2 separate regions of the Homo sapiens genome follow, and region 2 is linked to region 1. A link is a loop called in an ENCODE intact Hi-C map of the cell type or tissue named here. Cell type or tissue: CD14-positive monocyte. All regions are shown on one strand. Links, peaks and the distances in the headings refer to the core of each region. The heading gives the core; the rest is flanking DNA.

Region 1 (7,965 bases), core at 940-5,939:
GGTAATTTTTGCATATGAGGTAAGGTTAGGGTCCAACCTCATTCTTTTTTTTTTTTTTCTTTCCTCTCCCACTCCTCAGCTCCAACTTCATTCTTTTCACGTGGATATCCAGTTTTCCCAATACTATTTATTGAGAGACCATCCTTTCCCCATTGAATGGTCCTGGCACCCTTGTCAAAAATCAATTTGGCCGCAGACACAAAAGGGTAGCATTCTTCAATCACATTATTACTGAAATGTACAAGTGAAAAAAATTAATGCAGAACGACTATGTGATTTATATTAGATCACATCATGTGTAGCAAAAAAGCAGAGGTCTCATCATCCACTACAGGAAGCATGGGGGGCTCCAAACTGACTGCAACTTTGTCTTTTTTTTTTTTTTTAGACAGGGTCTTGTCCAGGCAAGTGGCTCATGCCTGTAATCCTAGCACTTTGGGAGGCTGAGGCAGGAGGATCACTTGAGCCCAGGAGTTTGAGACCAGTCTGGGCAATGTGGTGAAACCCTGTCTCTACAAAAAAAATACAAAAATTAGCTGGGCATGGTGGTGGGTACCTGCAGTCCAAGCTACTTGGGAGGCTGCAGTGGGAAAATTGCTTGAGTCCCAGAAGGCAGAGGTTGCAGTGAGCCAAGATCCTGCCACTGCACTCCAGCCTGGGCATAAGAGCCAGATGCTGTCTCAAAAAAAAAAAATAGAGAGAGAGAGCCAGGGTCTGGCTCTGTCACCCAGGCTGGACTGGAGTGGTGTGATCATGGCTCACTGCAGCCTTGACTTCCCAGGCTCAAGCGATCCTCCTGTCTCAGCCTCCTAAGTAGTTGGGACAGGCACATACCACCATGCTCAGCTAACTTTTTATTTTTTGTAGAGATGAGGGTCTCACTATGTTGCTTGGGCTGGTCTTGAACTCTTGGCCTCAAGTAATTCTCCTGCCTTGGCCTCCCGAAGTGCTGGGATTACTGGCATGAGCCACCACACCTAGCCTCATGTACAAGTTTTAATGTGGACATTTGTTCTCATTTCTCTTGGGCAGATACTGCAATTTAATCTTACTGAACCCCTAGTATGTGTCAACAAAAGCACTAAGCATTGGGAATACAAAGACGAAGGAAACAAGCAGAGCACCTGTCACGGTGCATCACCTTTACACCGTGACAGGTGCCTACTACAGAACCGCATCAACTGCTATGGCAACCTGAAGAAGAAACAATTCTTTACTTGGGAAGTCAGGGAAAGACGGGGTAACAAAGTTATTCAGGGTAAATTAGTACACTGGCTAAGGACAGAGCTGATAGAGGTTAACGCTAAGTCACAGAGTTTGGGATTTCACCCCTTAGGCAATGGGAAATCATTCAAAACTCAACATGGAAGAGGAATGAGTAAAGCTAACAGTGATTTACTCCAGACGTGCTTCCCCAACCATGAAGGTCAGTCTAGGACCCAAGTTCACAGTGAGGGATCTGGATACTGGCAGGTGAGGCAATCTGAATAAAAGCAAATTCTCTGAAATACTCATTATAATGCACCCATTTAGTTAGTGAAGAAAACATTCGTAAGGAAGGATAACTTAAAATAATATAATGTCAGAAAAGGATGCCCAATGCAGCCACTCTCTACCCCATAGGTGAAGACGTCTGAACTGATGGCTGGGAGCATTTTTCGATTCCCGCTCCAGGGCATGATCAGGTAAGCGTATTTTTCAAGGCTTTGCTAAGGTTTTTGTTTCTTTGGGGTTTTTTGCCCTTTAGTCTTATAATCAAATATGCCAAGCATATCAGTCATTCATTCCACAAGTAATGTCTACTGTGTGCCAGGCACTGTTCTAGGTACTAAGGTGACAGAAGAACATACAACAAAATGCTGCGCTCAGGAAGCTTATGTTACAGTGGGAGAGACAGACATTAACAAGTGCATATAGACTATTAAAATACGGCTAGGTAGTCAAAGTATTAACATGGCTTACTTTACCTCAATACTTATCTCTCATTAACCACTAGCAATCAGACATCAGCAATTCACCCCCATCAAGCAAGTAACAATAATCTTCAAGGTTATTAATGACCTCCTAGATGTCAAAACTAAGAGCCTAAAAGACAAATCCTTCAGTTCTCTTTCTCCTGACCTCTCTACATCCATGACCTTACTAACGCCTTCTCAAACGCAGTTCCCTTGACTACAGGTTACTCTGCTGCCTTCCTCTTTCTTTGACCACTGGGCATTCCCTGAGACTCGGCCAACATTCTCTTTCCCTATTAAATGTTTCATTCACTTCCACAGGTTCAACTATTTTTATCCATACAGATGACTCTCAGATCCATCTTTCTACAAAATTAGTACTCTACAATCTGTAGTGGTATATCCTAGAAGAGGCATGACTCATGACTCTGCCAGAAAAGAAATATCTGTCCCAGAGAAAGTTGAATTTATGCAAAAAAAAAAAAGGTCAATGTAAATAATTCTAAGTATAGTAGGCCAATCTTAGTGTAGGGATCTCAAACATCTGAGTGTGGAAGAATCACCAAGAAGCCTTGTTGAAAATACAGATCTGTAGGTTCGAACTCAGCAAGTCTGTAGTATGCTTGGTGTTCTGTACTTTAATGAGTGTCCCAGATGATTCTGATACCAGACACTTATGGGCCACTCTTTGAGATACAGTCAGAGATTTTTGGATACACAGGAAGCAGAGCGAGTGATTCAGAAGCAGCTGCAGAGTCCATGGCCATGTCTGGCGGGGCCCAGGAAGGAACGTGTATGCAGTAGAGTGTCTGGGAGAGGGAGACGGGAGACAGCAATGGTGGGGTCCACATGCCAGGTGGGGATAACAAGAAGCACCCCCCACCACGGAATACCAAGTTCAGCCTGGAAAGAAAGAAGGGGATGGTGGGCTGGGGCAGAAGGATCTGTCTGTCTTACGAGGTCTTAGCTTATTTGCAGACAGGAAGAATCTAGAAGTATAAGTAGAAAAAAGGAACTAAAAACAATGGAGAGTCCTTCTACATTAGGACGCATCAGCTGGTCCTGAGGGGAGACGGAAGTCCTTGGGCTCTGGGAACAGCGTTCTACAGCACAAGAGTGCCACCTACTGAGGCCCAGAGGGCAGGTTCACATTCAGCCGCCTTTGAGGGAAGACACTAGAATCCCAGCCCCTCTCCTGTTCTCTCACCTGGCCCACTGCAGCTCCAATGCTCCCCGAACCATCCACAATTCCTGTGACAGTGGCCAAAGCTTCACTGCTCCTTTGGATGAGCTCCTGGCGACCCAAGTCCGCAGAAATAGCAGAACTAATCATATTAGAAGGTCCACCAATAAAAAATCCTGAAGTCATAAACAGGTTCTTATTAAAACACAATTCACAACCACTAGCAATCTACTGCATAAGGCAAAATAATATCCGAATAGTTTTCTTAATATGTTGGAGAGAAGTGGAAAAAAAAGGAAACCCCCAGATAGTATCATTTTCAAACTATTAGTAGTTAACATCCACGTTCCTGAAATCCCTTCTCGAATTATGTGACACTCTAGTATATTTTGTAGAACCCAAAGATACAAAAATAGTGAAACACATAGCCCTTCTAATCCTGTGAAGTTTACATTCATTAATAACTAATTGCACTAGCTTGTCAAATAAATTCTATTACGGTAGTTGCATCATATGATCATTCCACTACACAAATTCAACCAGGAATATTGAAAAAAAAGAGCAAAGAGGAAAAAGCCACTGCAATGGAGCAGGTGACTCTATCTGCCACTGCTCTCAGTGAGGCTGCCCATGAATCAGGCATGCGATGGCCCAGGTGAATCTGGTCCCACTGCTGGAATCAGTTCCATGTACCCCAAGTAGAATGAGCAGCTCACTCTCCCAAGCATGATCTAAAGTTTAAAATAAGTAACTTTTCTGGCCGGGCGCAGTGGCTTATGCCTGTAATCTCAGCACTTTGAGAGGCTGAGGTGGGCAGATCACCTGAAGTCAGGAGTTCGAGACCAGCCTGGGCAACATGGTGAAACGCTGTCTCTACTAAAAATACAAAAATTAGCTGGGCATGGTAGCAGGCGCCTGTAATCCCAACTACTTGGGAAGCTGAGGCAGAAGAATCACTTGAACCCAGGAGGTGGAGGTTGCAGTTAGCTGAGATCGCACCACTGCACTCCCATCTGGGTGACAAGAGCGAGACTCCTTCTCAAAAATAAAAATAAAATTAGAAAGTTTAAAATAAGTAATTTTTCTGGCTGGGGATGGTGGCTCACGCCTGTAATCCCAGCATTTTGGGAGGCCAAGGCAGGTGGATCACCTGAGGTCAGGAGTTTGAGACCAGCCTGGGCAACATGGTGAAACCATGTCTCTACTAAAAATACAAAAATTAGCTGGGCGTGGTGGTGCACGCCTATATTACCAGCTACTCAGGAGGCTGAGGCAGGAGAATCACTTGAACCCAAGAGGTGTAGGTTGCAGTGAGCTGAGACTGTGCCACTACACTCCAGCCTGGGCAACAGAGCAAGATTCTGTCTCAATAAATAAATAATAAATAAAGTAAGTAATTTTTCTATAACATAGTCCCTAAATGCACCCAACTATTTTATCTAGTGCTCAAGTGACAAAATGCTGACCAATTCCAACACAGGAGGAGACACGAGCTATTGTGGATTTTTTTGAAAGCTGGTGAATTGGTCTCCCATGTGGCATTTTTCTAAGTCACTTTTAGAGGTAAGAGCAGAAGCTGGGGCAGCAATCAAAAATCGTAGAAAATCTCTGTCAATAGGGACCGCTTCTGTCACAATAGGACTGAGGAGGTCATGTAAGAAACAGCAGAGAAAAAGAATCTGGAAAAGGAGGCGTTTTTCCTTTTAAAATTTGAATTCTCTGTAATTAAGGTTTCGGTACTACTCAAATTGAGGGAGAAAACAGTTTCCCTTTTCCTCTGAATTTACAGAGCAACAGAAGCATGGTGGAGCAGAGCCATGTGCCGTACCTGTAACAGTCATCAGAAGGGCATTGATGGACTTATCATTTGGAGAACCTGTGAGGGAAGACACAGACAAACCATGGTGGCTTGAAAAGCAGACTCCACGTGCCTCTGCCAACCGTACGCGAAGATCTGAATCTCCGTGACCTCACAAATCACTCCCAGAGACAACAAAGAGACACAACTCTCTCTGCCTCTTTCAACTCTGATTTGTAACGTCTGCCTCTTGCTAATGCTCAAGCTAACAAGACTTCTAAAAGCTAAAGAAAAGCTCTACTCCTGTCTCAGCAGCATCTTAAGGGAATATACCAAACCTACTAATTACCATCTTTCCGCTTTTGAAACCTGTTCCCTTTTTATTGTTTTATTGGCTATAATGCTGTGCCTCTGGAGCCTCCCCCAAACAAAGCATATACACTCCCAAGCAAGCTTTTAAGCAAATTAACAAAGCAAAAGAGATGCCAGTTTCCTCCCAAGACAAATAAAACTATGTGATGACAGGTTTCCCAGGCATTCACAGGACAATGCAAAGGTGGCATATCGGGCCTTGAAGCTGGTCTCCAGGCTCTCCCCAGCACTGGTCACTGACTCCAAACAAATGCCTTATTCCAACCAGATTAGGGGAGCAAAGGAATTAGTAATTGCAAAAGAATACTCACGACTATACCCGATGAGGGACCCAACTGCCAGAAGCAGACTCAGGGCAAGAACCGGCGCTCTCTTCTGTAGTACATCAGAGATGAAGCCTTGCAAAGTTCCACCTTCAAGCAGAGTGTCGAGCAATCAAAATCACTTCTAATTTAGCTCGCTCACCTGAGGCGTGCTCCCCATTTGCCCTCTAGTCTCACTAGCAGCAGCCTGACACTAGTCTATCAAAAAATATGGCTGGGCCGGGCTCGGTGGCTCACACCTGTAATCCCAGCTCTTTGGGAGGCTGAGGCAGGTGGATCACAAGGTCAGGAGATGGAGACCATCCTGGCTAACACAGTGAAACCCTGTCTCTACTAAAAATACAAAAAAATTAGCCGGGCGTGGTGGCGGGCACCTGTAGTCCCAGCTACTCAGGAGGCTGAGGCAGGAGAATGGTGTGAACCTGGGAGGCGGAGCTTGCAGTGAGCCGAGATTGCGCCACTGCACTCCAGCCTGGGTGACAGAGCGAGACTCTGTCTCAAAAAAAAATAGGTCTGACTCCCTGAAAAGGGGTCCTCCATAACTTCCTTTTAGGAATAAACTGTCTGTTAAATCACCATGATGACCAGTGGGGACAGGAGACCACAAATCAGACAGCAAAACATGAAAAAAGGAAAAACTGTCAAAGCCATCGGCTATCCCTTACAAAAACAAGTTGTGAATGCTATTTTTGATTTTTCTTTTTAATTTGAAAGATAATGAATTAAGAACTATGCCTTGCTGGGCATGGTGGCTCATGCCTATAATCCCAGCACTTTGGGAGACCAAGGCTGGGGGACTGCTTGAGGCCAGGGGTTCAAAACCAGCCTGGGCAACACAGTGCCCTTATCTCTATAAAAGATAAATTAGCCGGGCATGGTAGCACGTGCCTATATTCCCAGCTACTTGGGAGGCTGAGGTAGGAGGATGGCTTGAGCCCAGGAGGTTGAGGCTGTGGTGAACCGTATCGTGCTGCTTGAACCCAGGAGGCTGAGGCTACAGTGAGCTGTATTGTGCCACTGCACTCTAGCCTGGGCAACAGAGCAAGACCGTGTCTCAAAAACCAAAAAAACTGTGCCTTACAGTATATTGAGGCCAGTAGGTGGGCACAGTGGCTCACGCCTGTAATCCCAGCACTCTGGGAGGCCGAGGTGGGCAAATTGCCTGAGCTCAGGAGTTTGAGACCAGCCTGGGCAATACAGTGAAATGCCATCTCTACAAAAAATACAAAAAAATTAGCTGGGTGTGGTGGTGCATGACTGTAGCCCCAGGTACTTAGGGAGGATCGCTTGAGCCCAGGAGGTTGTGGCTCCAGTGAGCCAAGATCGTGCCACTCCAGCGTGGGCGACAGAGCAGTACCCCCATCTCCAAAAAAAAAAAAAAAGAAAAAAAAAAGTGGCTAGTAAATATTCACTAAAATAAAATTTAGCAGTTATGGTTTGCTAATAGGACACAATCTTTAAAAAGCAGGGATATGAATCTTTCAAGCAACAATGTCACATACAGCACCATTCTGAGTTGTAGGGGCTATTGGACATCTGGTGTGTCCTTATCAGATAGCAGGCAGCTGGACAATTTCAACTTCAGAGGATACAGAATATGGTGAGGTCTAACGGTGGCAACCTCACCTTTGGCTCTGGATTTAAGAATACGGGCAGCCAAGTTCAAATACAGTAATAGCAGATTGCCTAGCACAGACTGTGTGCTTTCACAAGCTCACGGCAGTTGAGTCTCACCACAATTCTAAATGTTAACATTATTGAAGGTTATTAAGATCTGGCACAGCCATGTAAGTAATACCCACTAAAATACATTCTGCTCCTCTGCCTTACTTCCTTGTTCATACTTATTACCTCCTTGTTGATACTTCTAGCTACAGCAAAAAAAAAAAAAACCACTATTAAAATCTTTGTTTATAATGAAACAACTGTAAAACATTCACAAAAATTAATCCCTGCTGTTACGTCTACCTCTATGATCTGACGACCTACACACTAAGGTGTATTTCCCCTTTATCCTCAGCAGATATGTTCCATGACCCCCGTGGATACCTGAAACCACAGACAGTACCAAACTCTATACATACTATGTTTTTTTCTATACATACATACCCACGATCAAGTTTAATTTATAAGTTGGGCACAGAAATTAACAATAACGACAAAATAGAAAATAATAACAATATACTGTAACATAAGTTATATGAATGGTCTCTCTGAAAATATCTTATTGTACGGTATTAAGAGTAACTGAAACTTCGAAAAGTGAAACCACAGATAAGTGGGGGACTGGTGTATTCTTCCTTATTAGGCTGGGGAAGGTGGGGAAGGTGGGAG
Region 2 (7,965 bases), core at 1,589-6,588, 740 kb before region 1:
TTTAGTATCTCCACTTGGCATTGTTAAGGAAAAGTATGCCTGGCCACATCACCAACAAGGGAGAGACTTCTGGTCTTTCAGACTGTTTTGCTAAGGCATTGGTCTTAAAAATAAGCAAATACATACCTTTCACTATAATTATATCGATCTTGAAATGTACTGGCAATGAGGCTTCATGAAGTCAGCTGGGTGGTGAGTAAACAAAAAGGAGGGACTTGCTAAACAGGTTGGGAGGCTAAGGGTTCTTACTGCCCCTACTCAGCCAAGGTGAACCACAAAGATGCTAAGCTCAGTCCTGGGACAGAGTAGTGCTCCATGTGACCTTGCTGGGCATGACAGCCCATGAGGATTGAGACAGTGGACTTTGTTGCCACCCAGTCTAATAATGACATGGGTGAGCTGTCACAAGGCTGCCAAACAAAAGCGTTCTGGAAAGCTGCCAATGATCTGAGATAAATTTCCCTGAGTTGTCAGAAATACCCAAATAAGGAATCTTGGAGGATGACAACTTCAGCCCTTGGATGAATTTTTGAATAAGAATGAAAAGAAAAAGGCCTAGTTTCTGGTATCTGCTTATATGAGGAAGCAGAAAACCAAAATCACTAGACATTTTGTATACCAGATTTCTCTTGATTGACTTATCGCAAATAAGCAATTAAGCACCTCAAAGCTGTGCCATTAGGAAGAGATGCAGGAGCAATCCTGTAGTCACACGATCTCTCTCTCTCTCTCTGGCTTGGAAATCTCCATTTTTTAAAAAGTCAGGTTTATTAAGGTATAACTGACATATAGCAACATTTCTCCCTTTGAAGTGTTTGATGAGTTTTGACAAATGCACAGTCATAACCCCCCCTACAATCCAGACTTAGAGCTTTTCCCCTCAGGATTCTTCGCAGTCAATCTCCTCCTCTCCTACTGGTCTCTGGCAAGCCCTAATCGGATCTCTGTCTCTATGTTTTGCCTTTTCCGAAATGCCATATAGATGGAATCATACAGCATGCAGCCTTTTGTTGACCTTGATTTTTTCAAAGTGTTCATTGAGATGAGAATGGATTTAAAGGGAATGGGAAAGATTTGTGTTCTGCTGGTTAGTGTCTGGGATTAAACAAGCTATTGCTTCTATTTAAGCAAGGTGCTAAATCAGTTAAACTTCTGATCTTAGATACAAAGAAAGCACATTTCTTTAGTATTTTTTAAAACATTTTTAAACAACTTCAACATTTTAAAATATTTTAAAACAATTATTATGGTAAATTGTTTCCAAAATGAAACTTCAGGTGAAGCTGAGTGTTCTCCAGACAAGTAGAAAGTGACAAAAGATAATTTGCTTCACCAAACTTTAGTCAGGCTTGTGAACCTTCTCCTAGGTCTAACTGTGCACTCTGCTGTACAATCTACTTTTGGCAAAAAACCTTGCTAAGTCAGTTTAGCAAGAACCCACCATCCCTGATATCTGATCACCCTCGATATCTGATGAGGTTCCTCATCCTCCAGGTGTGATATCTGATCACCCGGGCCTGTCATTAGCAAGAATCCTGTTAGGTCAGTTTAGGCAGAATCTCCCTTACCCCTGATGCTTCCTCTTAGTAACTTCCCATCCACCGACACCCCCCAACCCTGCCTTGGCTATAAATTTTCACTCGCCCACGCTGTATGGAGTTGAGCCCAATCTCTCTTGCCCACTGCAAGATTCCATTGCATCCATCCCTACACTATTACCACGGTCTTAAACCAAGTGCTTCCTGCAAACCCTAGGCCAAACCAGGTGGTACAGGATGTTTTGCTAGTCACTGCAGGAAGAGGAGTGCCCCCATCCCATGCAACTGTCCCATGTTCAGAGTGGGTGCTGATACTCCCTAAACTACATTTCTTTAGCACTCACATCCCCTGGGATTTCTCTTCCCTAGGGTGGCTCTCACCACCTACCTCACAGATGACTGGTGCTGCTTACTCTTCCGGGAGGAGGTGGTGCTGGTTGGCTGCTGCCGCATCACGTGGGCCACACCCACATTTAAGGGCTGTGCTGCTGGAAGGGTCACATGACCGGTCAATAGTGCAGGCTGCTGCATGATGGGATTATAATGGCTTCCGTGAGCATGCGTATTTCTGAAAGGCAACCGGGACAACAAGGTGCCTTAGAGGTGTTCTAAAAGTAGAGCTCCTCTATAAGATCAAGCTTCCTCCCCAATTAAACGCTGACTGCAGTTGGTTATCTCACTAGCTGTGCAGCTGCTGAAGGGATGAGCCTGGCCATGTGTGCTCAACGGGTGGGTTTCTTCTACTCATAAGGAGTAGGTGAAACATAACTGGCTGTGAGTGAGAAAGAGGACTTTCAAGTGGGAAGAATGCCAAGTACACCGGCTCCAAGTTTTTAAGTTCTAGGGACTGGAGATAAATATTCCCTCCAACTTTTAAAGTCCCTGAGCACCTAGGTGTTTATCCTGAACAATATTCTATTTTAGAATTTACAGGCCAGGTATGGTGGCTCACACCTGTAATCCCAGCACTCTGGGAGACCGAGGAGGGCAGACGGCTTGAGCTCAAGAGTTTGAGACCAGCCTGGGCAACATGGCAAAACCCCCTTTCTACCAGAAATACAAAAAATTAGCTGGGCATGGTGGGGTGCACCTATGGGCCCAGCTACTCGGGAGGCTGAGGTGGCAGGATCACTTAAGCCTGGGAGGCAGAGGTTGCATGAGCCGAGATTGTGCCACTGCACTCCAGCCTGGGTGACAGAGCGAGACACTGTCTCAAAAAAAAAAAAAAAGTTTCACCTTAATTTTATAAAAAAAATTTTTAAATGAAGAAAAAGCGGAATTTACACAGTGTCTTCAATGGGTTATTTTATTCCACTCTGTGACGTAGGCAGGATATCTTAGCAATACCATTTTATTAAAGAAGAAATTATACTTTACGTGAAAAACAAACTTTGAAGCCTGGGAGCCATATGCTTCTGGTGTTAGGAAGTGTTAATGTTCTTTTGAATTCCCTCAGTGGCTGGAACAATGCTCAGGCATATAGCAGCTGATCAATTAATTACACGCTTGCTGAATGAATAATTAGATTAACTGAAGGTTGACTAGACAAGTATAAAGTTGGTATTAAATCAAAATTAATAACAGTCATGATAGAAATACTGGCAGCCCTCATCCTAAAAACGGGTTATGTTTCACAATTCTTATAATTTGGGTTGTATGAAGCTTAAAGCCTTGTTTTCCCACAGAAATGTTAAAGGTGGTGACTGACTCAGAGATTGGCCCATAAGAGCTCATTTAACACATAATAAAATTCAAAGCTAAAGGATAATTCATTTGAATTTTAGAAAATTATAAGAACCTATTGTTGCAACATGGGGAAAAGGATGAACAGGAAAAAAGAAGTAGATGAACACTTTTGTAGGGATTTTGATAGCGCCTTTTGGGCATTTACATGGACTTTAGAAACTCATATTATGGCTTCTTTTTTTTTTTTTTTTTTTTTGAGATGGAGTCTCAGTCTGTTGCCCAGGCTGGAGTGCAGTGGTGCGATCTCGGCTCACTGCAACCTCTGCCTCCTGGGTTCAAGCGATTCTCCTGCCTCAGCCTCCCGAGTAGCTGGGATTACAGGCGTGCACTGCCACGCCCAGCTAATTTTTGTATTTTTAGTAGAGGCGGGGTTTCGCCATGCTGACCAGGCTGGTCTCAAACTCCTGACCTCAGGTGATCTGCCTGCCTTGGCTTCCCAAAGTGCTGGGATTACAGACGTGAGCCACTGCATCCGACCAAGAAACTGATATTATGGCTTCTTTATTTTGTTGTAGCTCTTTCTCCTGTAGACAGGTGGCACTCTTTCTCTTTTGAGTCAGGCCTAGCACTGGTACTTCTGTTTGTTAGCCACAATAATAGATGTTCTTTGGCTCACACATGAAATGGAGAGAGACCAGGAAGAGAGTATGCTGGCTTTAGATGTCTCCTGTGGTCACTAGGTAAGAGATGTCAAAACGAAAGGAAGGAGGGAGGAGGAATAAGAAAATATGTAGGAATTAGTAAGTGTATGTGTATTTCTGAAATTAGATGAGCTATAAATGCTGAAAGACAAAAGGGAAAAAAAGGAATATGTCATGTGTGTGGTCTTTTAGGAGAAAAAGGGGCGAGGGAAAAAAAAAAACCCAGTTGGTCAGACAGCTTTCCACTCGGCTGCTCCTAAGGAGCTGGAGGAGGAAAGGCAATCTTGCTGAGCATGGGCCGATGTGATAGTGGGGAGGGAAGATGACAGGTTTATTTAATGCCTGTCATGTACCGGGCACTGCGATGGTGCATGTTAAATATAGGCCAAGTGCTTTGTATTTTATCTTACTTTAAACCTCCCAACAATCCTGTGAAGCAGGCATTACTATCCCCACTTTATTGAAGAAGAAACTGAGGTGCATAAAGGTTAACTTGCCCCAGGTCATGCAGAGCCAGGATTGAACTCAGCTCTACATGGTTTGAGATGGAGTCTCACTCTGTTGCCCAGGCTGGAGTGGTGGCATGAGGGCGTTGCCAGAAGGGAAGTGAGTGGGACTGTGGGGAAGGGCCCAGGTACTCTGTACTGGGCAGAAAATGAACTGGAGGAATGGAGGAAGCTGCAGTAGGGGTCTGACTGGGGGCTTATATCACCACCTTTCTTCTTTTCTCGGAGAGATCTTAATTCACAATAGCCTTGTAGGTCAGAATAAGAACTGTGGGAGGTTCCCTGTGTGATATGGAGGCTGTCAGGGGGTTGAGGGGAGTGACCTGTCCTGATATTCGTGCAGAATGAGAGATAGCCCAATAGGGCCATGAGGAGTTGGGGACAACTTGGAGGGTTGCCATCTGGCTCTGCACTGGTGAAGGGGCCATTGTGGTGGTGTTCGGGGGAAGGTACAAGGGTATCTAGCCATAAAAATAACAGAGGAGCGCATCTGTGAGGAAATCATGAGTTGGGCAGGGTAGAGTTCTGGAAACAGATGCAGGGGGTATGCTGTGCTGGCAGGCAGTCAGGTGGACGCCTCTGGGGTGTGTGGGAAGTAGACTCTGATCTGTAAGATATGACTATTAACTGAAGAGGCACACTCAGCAAACATGCCAGCATTTACCCTTCCAAATAAACCCCATTCTGTCAAGCCATCCCGTGGGAGGTCAGATAGACTCCAGAGTACCCCCGTCTCAAACATCTTCAGAACACTTTCTAGAATTGCTTAGGGCTTTGGGGACCCTCTTCTGCATTCTTTCACTGGTGACAGACCTTTGTTTTCTGAACGTAGAATTTAATTCTGAGAAACTACCAAACATCATCCAGAACCAAGTCTGGTGAATTACACTGATGAGTAAATGACATAACTGAATTCTGGGTGGAAATGACAACCAAGCATAAATTAATGAAACTGATTTTCTTGTATCCTGGTATATTATTTAAAAATTGCTTCTTGTTACCCTGCACTCATAGTCCACACAATATTTTTAGAAGCTTTAAAAAGCTCTCTACAAACCGGGGAATTGAAGTACAGGCCAGCCTGGCAGCCCTGTGTTGGCAGTGGACGTGCCTCCCATCCCAGACACACCCACTCACCCTAGAGGGGTTTCCTGCTTACCTCCAGTCCGCCAGCTGCTGGGTGCCTGCCATGGTCTCGGGAATCACGGTGGCATGCTGCACTGATGTGTGGGTGGCCACTCCAGTCAGTTGCTGCCATGCTGGGGGAAGCAGGATCTGCTGGGTCCCACTTGGCCAAGCCTGCTGTAGAACACAGGACATGTGCAATGACCATGTTTGCTAATCACATAATTGATTTGCATGAACCCACACTTATTCTGTGCCTGGGGTTGTGCTAGACATTCTCATGGGTGTGAGAGTGAGGGCCTGGTCTCTGGCCTCAAAAACTAAAGTAAGGGGAGATAAACAATGAACATACAGGCCGGGTGCAGTGGCTCACGCCTGTAATCCTAGCACTTTGGGAGGCTGAGGAGAGCGGATCACGAGGTCAGGAGATCCAGACCATCCTGGCTAACACAGTGAAACCCCATCTCTACTAAAAATACAAAAAATTAGCTGGGCGTGGTAGCGGGCACCTGTAGTCCCAGCTACTTGGGAGGCTAAGGCAGGAGAATGGCATGAACCTGGGAGGTGGAGCTTGAAGAAGTGAGCCGAGATGGCGCCACTGCACTCCAGCCTGGGCGACAGAGCGAGACTCCGTCTCAAAAAAAAAAAAAAAAAAAAAAAAAAGAACATATATGAACTAAGTAGAAGATAATTAAGTACAGGGACACAGCTGTATGGAAGGGATTCATTCATGTTGAAGAATGATTTCTTTATAAATTTGCTCTAATGAGCAATGCTTGAAGTTTCTGAAAGTTTATTTATTTACTTGTTCTGTCCCACAACTATGTACAGGGGATTAGGGTAGTTGAGTTGAGCTAGATGAGGGTGACCGCTGGCCCTCAAGAAGCTTTCTGCCTAGTATCCTTTATTTAACATTTTACCTTTGATTTATCAATTAGAATCTAGGTTCCAGCTTGTGTTATCTTCTGAATCTAAGTTTACACAATTCTAAGATCACCAAATATCTGGAACCTACATCTGAGAGCAAGCAAGTATGAAGTAAAATTCTTAGCTGTGACTATAGCTTAATTGAGAATTACTTTGATTTCTCAAAGCAAAAATGAGAGAGAGGCGGAAGTCACTGCTTGAACCTAATTTTTCTAAGAAATCTAAAATGAACGTTTGTGATTCTTCCTTGATAGATTCACTGGTGTGTGTGTGTGTGTGTGTGTGTGTGTATGTTGTGTTTTAAGCTCTTTTAATCCATGATCACTATTCTGCTTGTCTTTGGTCATTAGATGATTCAGACTGAATACCACTGCCTAAAGTTGGACACTTAAAGCATAGTCACTAAGGTAAAATACCTTTTGGACAGATCAAATATTTAAAGGTTTGATATCTTAGCCATCTCTCTTTCTATCAGAGTGGATGTGACTAACATTGGGTAATTTATCGAATGCAGTGCTTCACAAACTGTGCATGTGCTCAGTGTGGGTGTTTTATAGGTACAAATACGCAATTCTGGAAATGGATTACAGATTTGAGTCAGGGCCTAAAAAACATTGACGCTTATAAAAATGAGAGAATCACATTTGAGAGCTGAGTGGACCAGTTCACCTGTTCCGTTATTTTCATGTTGCACCTGAGGCCCAGTGCAATCTCTTAGATGTTTTTGATACTGTTTGTTTGCTTTTGATATAGGCAGAAGCTCAGGGACCATGCGCATACCATGAGTGCTTAATATCTGTTGATAAAATGAAAGAAGCAACTCTACCAACGCTATTAACTACAGTTAATTGTATTTCAGGTTTACTTAACTCACAGAAAGCGGAAACATAATTTAATTGATTAAAACAGTTGCAAATTCCAAATATTAAATAAATAACAATTTCGTTTGCAGTAAGGTTTCTACTGACTTAGCCAATTGGAACTCATTTCAGAGCTCATGAAAAGCATTAGTTTTAACTAATGTCATTTAAAAAATAAATCTTGATATCAAGCTAAGGTTATCATTTTTCTTCTATTTCCCTGAAATGGATATTAACATTTTACCTCAAAGAGATAGGGTAGAAAGACTATTTTTGACTTATTTCACTGATTGATATGCTTGGCTCATTTGTGACAACGCTTCATCAGACATTTTTATAATTTATTACTACTAACAAGAATGAAGTGAACATTTCTTAATGGATATTGTGTGCCAAACACAGAGTTAAGTCATAAATGAGTTTCTGACTACTTCTTTTTTCTGACTTCTTAATACCAGTTCTGTGAGGTAGGGACTGTTATTTTCTTCCATTTCTAAGATTAATAAATTGAGACACAGAGAGGTTAATAATATTAATAACTTGCCCTGAAATATGGTAAATTAAACATATACATTTATTGCCTTCTTTACACTCAACTAAAATGATAGTAAAGGAATAAAAA

Evidence for each region. Peaks named below come from ENCODE experiments on the same cell type or tissue, not always from the same donor. Only the 100,000 strongest peaks of a DNase experiment are listed, where the experiment ranks them.
Region 2: it touches region 1 in a loop (4-fold over the local background); 2 of 110 quality-filtered maps call a loop at or near these places.

What each region holds. Positions count from the first base shown.
Region 1 is chr7:140,340,250-140,348,214 of GRCh38, forward strand. SLC37A3 (solute carrier family 37 member 3) reads right to left here. Exons shown (of 15, transcript NM_207113.3): 11 at 5,620-5,721; 12 at 4,967-5,014; 13 at 3,163-3,314. Among named protein-coding and RNA genes, the nearest start is that of SLC37A3, 54 kb to the right of the region's middle. In CD14-positive monocyte, for the core only: a CTCF peak has its summit at 3,077 (motif pointing left); DNase peaks (open chromatin) are centred at 2,712 and 3,032; H3K27ac peaks cover 603 bases.
Region 2 is chr7:139,598,491-139,606,455 of GRCh38, forward strand. It overlaps HIPK2 (homeodomain interacting protein kinase 2), which reads right to left. Exons shown (of 15, transcript NM_022740.5): 10 at 5,591-5,733; 11 at 1,927-2,106. All of the region lies in intron 2 of LOC105375530 (a long non-coding RNA gene), which reads left to right. Among named protein-coding and RNA genes, the nearest start is that of CLEC2L, 79 kb to the left of the region's middle. In CD14-positive monocyte, for the core only: CTCF peaks have their summits at 3,795 and 4,013; no DNase peak of the experiment used is centred there.